Regions from separate parts of the Homo sapiens genome. Here all the other regions are linked to region 3. The links are chromatin contacts, found by Hi-C in ENCODE. All regions are on one chromosome and are shown on one strand. The core of a region is the stretch at or near the end of the contact, and the rest is flanking DNA. Distances in the headings are between cores, read along the strand shown.

Evidence for each region. A loop is a pair of places that touch in the nucleus more often than their neighbours do. Pooled maps may share reads with other maps.
Region 1: a map with no recorded cell type shows a loop between it and region 3 (7-fold over the local background). The contact joins the promoter of EIPR1 here to the enhancer-like site in region 3. A Hi-C loop is called at or near these places in 5 of 37 single-sample maps with no recorded cell type and 5 of 50 pooled maps.
Region 2: a loop to region 3 is called in a pooled map, with 4 times the contacts of the local background. The contact joins two enhancer-like sites. A Hi-C loop is called at or near these places in 3 of 37 single-sample maps with no recorded cell type and 7 of 50 pooled maps.

Annotation. Positions count from the first base shown.
Region 1 is chr2:3,376,450-3,379,159 of GRCh38, reverse strand. It overlaps EIPR1 (EARP complex and GARP complex interacting protein 1), which reads left to right and starts at 1,342. Exons shown (of 9, transcript NM_003310.5): 1 at 1,342-1,512. The coding sequence starts at 1,471. RefSeq lists enhancers at 1-500, 501-1,017, 1,289-1,338, 1,359-1,538, 1,559-1,838 and a silencer at 1,059-1,118.
Region 2 is chr2:3,302,030-3,304,827 of GRCh38, reverse strand. The region is part of intron 3 of EIPR1 (EARP complex and GARP complex interacting protein 1); the gene reads left to right. Among named protein-coding and RNA genes, the nearest start is that of EIPR1, 74 kb to the left of the region's middle. Within about 2 kb of position 1,371, at least 9 of the 41 ENCODE cell types and tissues checked have a DNase peak (open chromatin) inside an H3K27ac peak, as active enhancers do.
Region 3 is chr2:2,900,049-2,902,748 of GRCh38, reverse strand. The region is part of intron 5 of LINC01250 (long intergenic non-protein coding RNA 1250); the gene reads left to right. Among named protein-coding and RNA genes, the nearest start is that of LINC01250, 220 kb to the left of the region's middle. Within about 2 kb of position 1,313, at least 5 of the 41 ENCODE cell types and tissues checked have a DNase peak (open chromatin) inside an H3K27ac peak, as active enhancers do.

The DNA of each region.
Region 1 (2,710 bases), core at 93-2,592, 480 kb before region 3:
TTTGACCGACTCTGGCTCTGTCGCCCAGGCTGGAGTGCAGTGGCGCGATCTCGGTTCACTGCAACCTCCGCCTCCCGGGTTCAAGCGATTCTCCTGCCTCAGCCTCCCGAGTAGCTGGGATTACAGGCGCGTGCCACCACGCTGGGCTAAGTTTCGTATTTTTAGTAGAGACGGGGTTTCACTGTGTTGGCCAGGCAGGTCTCGAACTGACCTTGTGATCCACCCTCCTCAGCCTCCCAAAATGCTGGGGTTACAAGCGTGAGCCACCGCGCCCGGCCTGCTCATTTGATTTCTCATGTAATCTCTAAAATTTCATACACTCAACAGATACTCATCCAGCCTTAACTCAATACCACGCGCCTTGCCCAACTGAGCAAAACGAGACCCAACCATTTCCGTCACGGAGATCAATAAAGGGTAGAGGGGAAAGCTAATCACAGAAATGGAGGAAAGGTGCGTGGTCCTGGAAGCCCCGGTGGAACCAGGCTAGCGGCGTGGTTCAGCTATGATGTATTTTGGAGTCCTTGCGATGCCATTTCTGCTGGCCCAAGGCCAGGGCAGGCACTTTGAGCAGGATGCGAAAGAGGGGCAGTCTCTCCACCACAAGTCTTTAGTCTTTGGAGACCTCTAGGAACCCCAGGGCCTTCCCTTCCGACTCCCATTCGGAGGCATATGCAGTCCAGGACCACCAGTGGTGCGGTGCCGGCTTTCATAACCCCATCCTTGGTAGTGCTTTCTTTGCCACACAGTGCTGGGCACCTGCAGAAATGCATTAGGCATGGCCCTGACTTAGGGCACCTTGGGCCGAACCTAAGGGAGTCAGCTCAGGTGCCCATCCTGGCTACCCAATGGACCAATGAGCGCTGCGACTGTGTTACTCAACTTTGCAGCGTCTCATCGGTAAAATGGAAGTGTAACAGCTTATTCATAGGGTTGGATGAAGCTCCTTATGGCAGTGCGTGTGAAGCGCTGGCCCAGCGCTCAGGAACGCCAAGTACATACAAATGACAATACATGGCGGCGCCCAACTACGGCGTGAGCGATTCTTAGATGCGATGGCTAGCTAAGGCTAATCGCCGCTTGCTCCCGACGGCCTGCGCTCGGAGCCGGCCTCCACCCACAGCCGGCCTCCGCGGCCCGCTCCGCCCACCAACTTATTTCCTCTGGGCCGGGTTCTCACCTCCAGGAGTCCCCGCGCTGAGAGCCCGGATGTGAGCCCAAGTGGCCATGCGCACAAGCCAGCGCCGCTGCCATTGGTCGCTGGTGAGGAACAGATTGATGACACATCCGAAAAATAGGAAGTGGCCACTACGGAAGCTGTTCTGGGCCAGAAAGACTTCCAGTTTGGAGTCGTTTGCTGCGGGGAGGGAATGAATGGGCGCTGGGAACACGCCCGCGAGGTGGGGACGCGCCGGCCGTAGCGAGGTCCTTAGCGTGTGAGTGGCCGGGGTCGGGTCGCTTCCCCGCAGCATGGAGGACGATGCACCAGTGATCTACGGGCTGGAGTTCCAGGTGGGTCACTGGGAGGGCGGCAGGTGCTGCTCGGCCTGGCTGTTGATAGCATGCGCGGTCCCATGGTGACTTCGGTTTGCAGATCTCCCACCAGCCCTGCAAGGACCCGTGTCTGTTCCCTAGTTCCCATTTTGCAGAGAAGTAAACTGAGGCTTTAGGAGGTTAAACGGTTGTACTGGATAACAGGGTTGGCCACAGCCGGCCTGCCTCCTTCCCCTTCACATCCTGTCCCGAACATGACTTCTGACCTGGAAGTTATCACTCACTTTGGTGGACTCATTTATTTACACGCCCACCTTTTCCTCTAGAATTTGAGTTCCTGAAGGTAGGAACTGTATGTTGTTTAAAATAAAAATGTTTGATTTTGAAACAATTTAAAGTATTTAGAAGAGTTGTAAAAATACATAGAAAGTTCTTCTTTACCCTCCACCCAGCTTCCCTTAATGTTAACACTTTACATAACCATCGTACATTTATCACAGCTTAGAAATTAACATTGGTACACTAATATTCAGTAAACCACAGACTGTCTTCGGATTCAACTGTTTTCACACTAGTTTTTTACCTTGTATTTTCCAGTGCCTTTTCATGACTGTCACATAGTAGGTGTTCAACAAATGACTATGAACCGAATGAGCCCCCAGAGCATAAGCAATGCACATGGTAGTTCAGGACAGCAAGAAAGCTGCCGTGGATAGAGTAAATGCGTCAGGGGGAATGAGGTAGGGGATGAGATGAGCGGGGGAGGAAGATGAGGATTGTGTAGGGCCTGTTAGAGCCCTGTCCTGGTTTTCATCTATTCAAGTAGCTTTTGAGAATGTGTTATGCCTAAAGCACTGAGGGACAGATAGAGAGATAGAAACACAGTTCACTGCCATATGAAATACTTGATACATAATTTTGTGCAGCAGTATGTGTTAAAGATATAAATGATGTCTGCTTTTTTTTTTTTTTTTTGAGATGGAGTCTTGCTCCGTTGCCCAGGCTAGAGTGCAGTGGCGTGACCTCGGCTCACTGCAACCTCCGCCTCCCGGGTTTAAGTGATTCTCCTGCCTCAACCTCCCAAGTAGCTGGGATTACAGGCACCCGCCACCACGCCCGACTAATTTTTGTATTTTTAGTAGATACGGGGTTTCACCATCTTGGCCTGGCTGGTTTTGAACTCCTGACCTTGTGATCTGCCTGCCTCAGCCTCCCA
Region 2 (2,798 bases), core at 122-2,621, 400 kb before region 3:
TGAACTGGACGGGAGTGGAGGGCTGAATTGGACGGGACTGGATGGCTGAACTGGACGGGACTGGAGGGCTGAACTGGACAGGAGTGGAGGGCTGAATTGGACGGGACTGAAGGGCTGAATTGGACGGGAGTGGAGGGTTGAACAGGACGGGAGTGGAGGGCTGAACTGGACGGGACTGGAGGGCTGAACTGGACGGGAGTGGAGGGCTGAATTGGACGGGAGTGGAAGGTTGAACTGGACGGGATTGGAGGGCTGAACAGGACGGGAGTGGAAGGTTGAACTGGATGGGATTGGAGGGTTGAACTGGACGGGAGTGGAGGGCTGAACTGATGGGACTGGAGGGCTGAACTGGACGGGAGTGGAGGGCTGAATTGGACGGGACTGAAGGGCTGAATTGGACGGGAGTGGAGGGTTGAACAGGACGGGAGTGGAGGGCTGAACTGCAGGTGTCAGGATCACATAGTCTTGGTTGCTGGATGTGGAGCAGAACCATGTCTTCTGATGAGGTTGCCTGGGTGATTCTGAGAAACGCTGGGAACCCTGGACACTTTGTTCCTCAGCCCTGGCCATCTCAACTCCGATCTCGCCAGACCACCTCCCCGCGCACAGCACGCTGTTCCCTGGATCTCTGCAGCCTTGCGTGGCGCTCCGTGGGGTCTTGGGAAGATCATCTCTGTGGCTTCACCGCTGCCTGTCCGCGTGCCTGGGCGTTTCCAGCCCTTCAGATGGATCCTTTCTGTGTGAACTTGGTGACCGTGTCTGTCTTCCTACATCAGAGTCAGCAAATCACACAGTGGGGATTTTGTAACAGGAAATCTTTTCAAACCATGCAACAAGTACTGTAAATCGGAGATTTGAGTGATAGGGTTTTATGAGAATCTTCATTATTCAACCCAAATTATATGACTGTATAAGATTTTTAACAGTCTTCCTTTGACAGCGATTGACTCTTTGGGGTTATACTCTGTCTGTTATGGCTGGTCAGCCTGCTGTGATTCCCGGTCCTCCCAGCACCCGATGGATCCCGCCGTCTGCCAGCAGAGGGCGAAGCTTCCCGGGCGCAGAGGCCGCACCGTATCACGTGTCGTCTATTGTGTTCACGGTGCCGGGAAACACTCAGAAGTCAGGTTGCCGGCGTCTGGCGGGTTTGTGGCTGCTCCTTATCTTTGGAGTAGTCTTCCTGTGCTTGGGGAAATTTCCTAGGTTATTAGTCGCATTTCCCAATATGAAAATAAGAAATCTATTTTCCAGTTTCGCTGTGACCCGACTCTGCTGGCCTGAGCATTTGGGTGAGACTGATTCAGACGTGGCAGCGTGAGGGGACAGTGGGGGCTGCCACTGCTGCTGTGAGTGGCGGTCGAGGTGGCAGCAGTGCCGGTGACTTCCAGGTGGTGGTCGGTCCCTGGCACGCAGCAGCCTAAGGCAGCAGCAGAGCTGTGGGGTGGCTTCCTTTGTGCTGGATGGGGGCCGCAGAGACTCCCCTGCTGGGCCATGGCCCTGGTGAGGCTCCGAGCTTGGCCCCCAGAGGCTCCCCTTAGCCTGGCCCTCGGCATGGCTGGTGAGAGTGAGCTGCCTGGCACCCCTCCCCTTCCACCCAGCCCCTCACGTTGATCTCCTTTTCTGCTTAATCAGCCGGAGCCAGCTTTTGTGAATTGCAACTAAAAGTGCAGCAAATACACGTGACGTTGGGCTGTGTAAGTCCCCAGGCTGGGGATGGTTACATAGGTGGACACAAGGGCACTGGCTGTCACCACAACTGAGTGCAGCTGTGAGCCAGCGCCACTGTCACTTTTCAGCGGTCTTCATATTTAATCTCCACAACTCTTGAGTCACAATTTCAGTTTTACAGATGAAAAAAACGGAGTCAGATTTCGTGTCCCTGCTGTGGCTGCCCAGGCCCTCCCTCCTGCTGACCTTGGCCCTGGAGCTTCTGCCCTTTTCCTCTGTTCTGTTCTCAGTATTGATCCCTCTCTGCTGCATGCCAGACGCCCTGCTGGAGCGCCCCGAGCTCAGCCATGCAGACACGGCTGGCCTGGCCTTTGGGAGCCTGTCGTCTGATGGGAAGACAGACACAAAGCAAGCAGTTCACCCAGAGTGACAGTGACAAGGTGGCGGGGGTTCCAGGATGCAGGGAGGGCTGTGGATCCGCAGCGGGCCTGGGCTTCTGGCAATGGCCACTGCAATGGGGCACAACCTCTGGTTCCGCGACGTCACGTCACTGCCATCGCTGTCTTCATCCGGCCTGTCGCCATCCACCAACTGCACTCAGGATCAGCTTGCTAAAGCCCAGCAGCAGAAGGAGAAGCAGCCAACAGAAAAGAACTGGGAGGCAAAGAAAGGAGAGTGTGGTGCTGGGAGGATGAGACAGCATGAGAAAGCCAAGGACCTGGATTTCAGAAGAGGGATTGTCTTCTAATTGCTTGAAACCGCAGTTTGCCACTCACCACACGTTTTATTTAAATTTAAATTTTAATTAATTGTTAACATTTAAATTTTTTGTAGAGACAGGGTCTTGCTGTGCTGCCCAGGCTTCACCAGAACCACAGAATATCAGGCGGTGACTCTGATCCTGTGATTCATTAGACATTGGCCCAGAGGCACCCTCGTTAAACTCAAAGCTGATTGAGTTTAGGAAATCAGGGGTTTTCTTTTTGCTGTATGCCGGAAAGTTTTCAGGTGGCTGGATCTGGAACCCCAAGTCGCTGAGGGAGTATTCTATACACAGGTTTCTTGAATTCAGTTCCACTCTGGAGATTTTCCCACTGCTGGCGTGGCCTCAGGAGCCCTGTAAAAGAGTC
Region 3 (2,700 bases), core at 64-2,563:
AGCTGAAGCTAAGAGCTCTCATACAGAGAGGGGTCAGTGCAGGACCAGGCAATATGCCTGTTAGAGGCTTGAAGAAAAAGAAGAGGATAGTGGCATCCAGCCAGTGTGGATGACTTCTAGTGGACCAGAAGTACCTTCTGCCATGCTCCTTGGGTGAAGGCCATCATATCTTCCTCCTCTCATGCTTCTCTGCCTCTGTGCAGACCCTCTGTGCAGACATGCATTCGGATGTTTTTTGAGCAGGTCTGTGCCTTTCCTGGAGTGGGAGTGAGGCTTTGATTCCCTCGAAATCACCCTTGGCACTGCTTCTCCTAGGCTAGAGCTGCAGTTCTGTCCCCCTTACTCTTGAAAAAGCACGTGGGGAGGAGTGCCCCATCAGGAGGTGCCTCTGGTCCAGCCTTCCTCTCGTCACTTCCAGGCTTGCACCACAGCCGTGGGGAGAGCCTGGGATTCCAGCCTGGGCGGCAGAACCTCCCAGGTCCTCCTTCCCTCCCTTGGCAGTTGGCGCTGAGTTCTGATACCTGCTTCTCACCTCCCCTTTGATTTTTGCGACCTGTTTGGATGACTCCCTGGCTTACTGAACTCAGCTCTCAGCTTGATTCTTGATTCTGTATATTTGCTGAATAAATATTGAATGAATGGAGGCCTTTGATCTCCCCACCACTGACAGCTCTTGGAGAGAAACTTCCATGGCCTTGATCTTCTGAGAACCTCGCTGGCCACCTGAGGATGGCTTGTGATGTCTTACCTGAAGAACTGGTGTTGTCTAGGTTAAGTCACATTCTTTTCTGTGAGGCATGAGCAGACCTTGGATGAGACGTTAGAGTGAATGAGAACACCCACAAAAAGTTTTGTAAAGTCTTTGTCTTTCCTGTTAATATTTGGCAACTTGTGTCTCCTCTAACCTAGGGGGTGGTGACTGCCTCTTCCACGTCCAGGAGCAGACCTTGGTCACCATGGAGATGCTTCCTGCTGAGAGCTGCTCACAAAGACTGTACCATGAAATTTGCTTTCCTTTTCTCTTTCAAGGCTTCTCTTTTCATAATGACTTTCAAAACCCAGCAAATGGGAAATGTGTAGGAAGCAGTGAAGGCAGTCCTGCTGTAGCTGGGGGTGCATCGCGGCTTCTGGGAGGGCTGAGACACTGCCTTCATGTGACAAGTATTTTAAACACTGCACCCCATCCTGGAGGGCAAATTGCCCTCCTCAACCAAGTCAGACTTCACAGCAAAGCTGAAACTCATTGCTTTGGCAGCCTCCTCCTCTGTGAGTTGCAGTTCCACATTTTGACAACACTCAAAGCACTCGTGCTTATCAGAAACGACAAAAGATGCTGCCTCGAGATTCTACTGTATCTCTGTGTTTAGAATTCATATCAGTGTTAAAGAAAATTGAAGAACAGTCCTCCCATTATTTTACATATCACTGATGGGCGAGTGGACCATCAGTGATATCAGAAAGGTTATCAGTTTGGTAAGACTAGTGTTTCCAAGTTCTTCTCTCCTACTTTGTAATTATGAAGAAGAAAACACCTGTCCTCTGTGGCAGGGCCTTTTCCAAGTATTGAGTTAAATCAGGAAGTGGAGACTCTGCCCAGGTTCTGTTCTAACACTGAGTGAGCCTGGTCAAGTCACTTGCCTTCTCTGGGATTAACTTATTCACAAAAGGAGTCATTTCAGCATGCATATTCTATGCCACTTGTGTATTCTCTCATTGGCATTTCCTAAGGGGCTCATGTAAAGTGAGGCAGGAAAGAATGAACAATAAAGCCTGACTCGATTCATTACTAGTTATCAAATTCACTTGGGTTGATCTATTTGTATTTAATAATATTTGTCAGTAGGACTGCAAATTACTAATATGAACTGTAGAAAATGAGAAGAAACAAGGAGCCCCACAATAAAACTAAAACACTCCTTCCATAGAGATAGGTGTTTGAGGAAATAAATTCATGGTTATTATTCTATGGGCATATGTGTTTGTGTGCATTTGTTTGTTTATGACTGAAGTGATTCATCCCATACCTACTGTTTGTAACCTACCTTTCTTACTTGTCTACATATAAACAGTTTTATACATTCAACATAAAGACTAGTCTCTATTTTTCTACTGTATTTTTTTTCTGTGATGAAATAGTGTGCCTTCACATTGAGGTACCAGATTACCCTGTCACTGAAGAACACTGAGGTTTATAAATTTGGAAAGGAGAGCTTCATTTCTCCTAAAGGGCTGCAGCCTGCAGACCAGCCATTCTGACTGGCTGGGAAGTGTAGCCTCCAGACAGAAGCTGGAAACAGACACTAGGAGGCAGGGGCAAAGGGAACAGGGATTTTTTGTGAGTGAGGTTGCTGAATATAAATATTCAATAAGCTATAGGAGGAGTCGTGAATATTTATGAAATGAAAAATGCAGGCACGTGCAATTGAGCTTCATGCCTCCTCGACCCATGTTAAAGAAAAATGGTGCTGATAGCTTGATTTGAGGGTAGAGTTTTCTGCTTTCAAAAGGTGCAGCAGAAGACATGAAGACCCTTATTCTTCATCCTTCTAGACTGGCCAGAACCACTCCCTGGCCCCCTGGCCAGTGGTCTGTTATCAGGAAGGAAAGCTGCTCAATTGTGGTACTGAAATTGCAAAAGGGAGAGGCAGCATCTGGTAGTTGGTTGATGTCAGTGGTGGATTCTTTTGAAAGGGCTGGTTT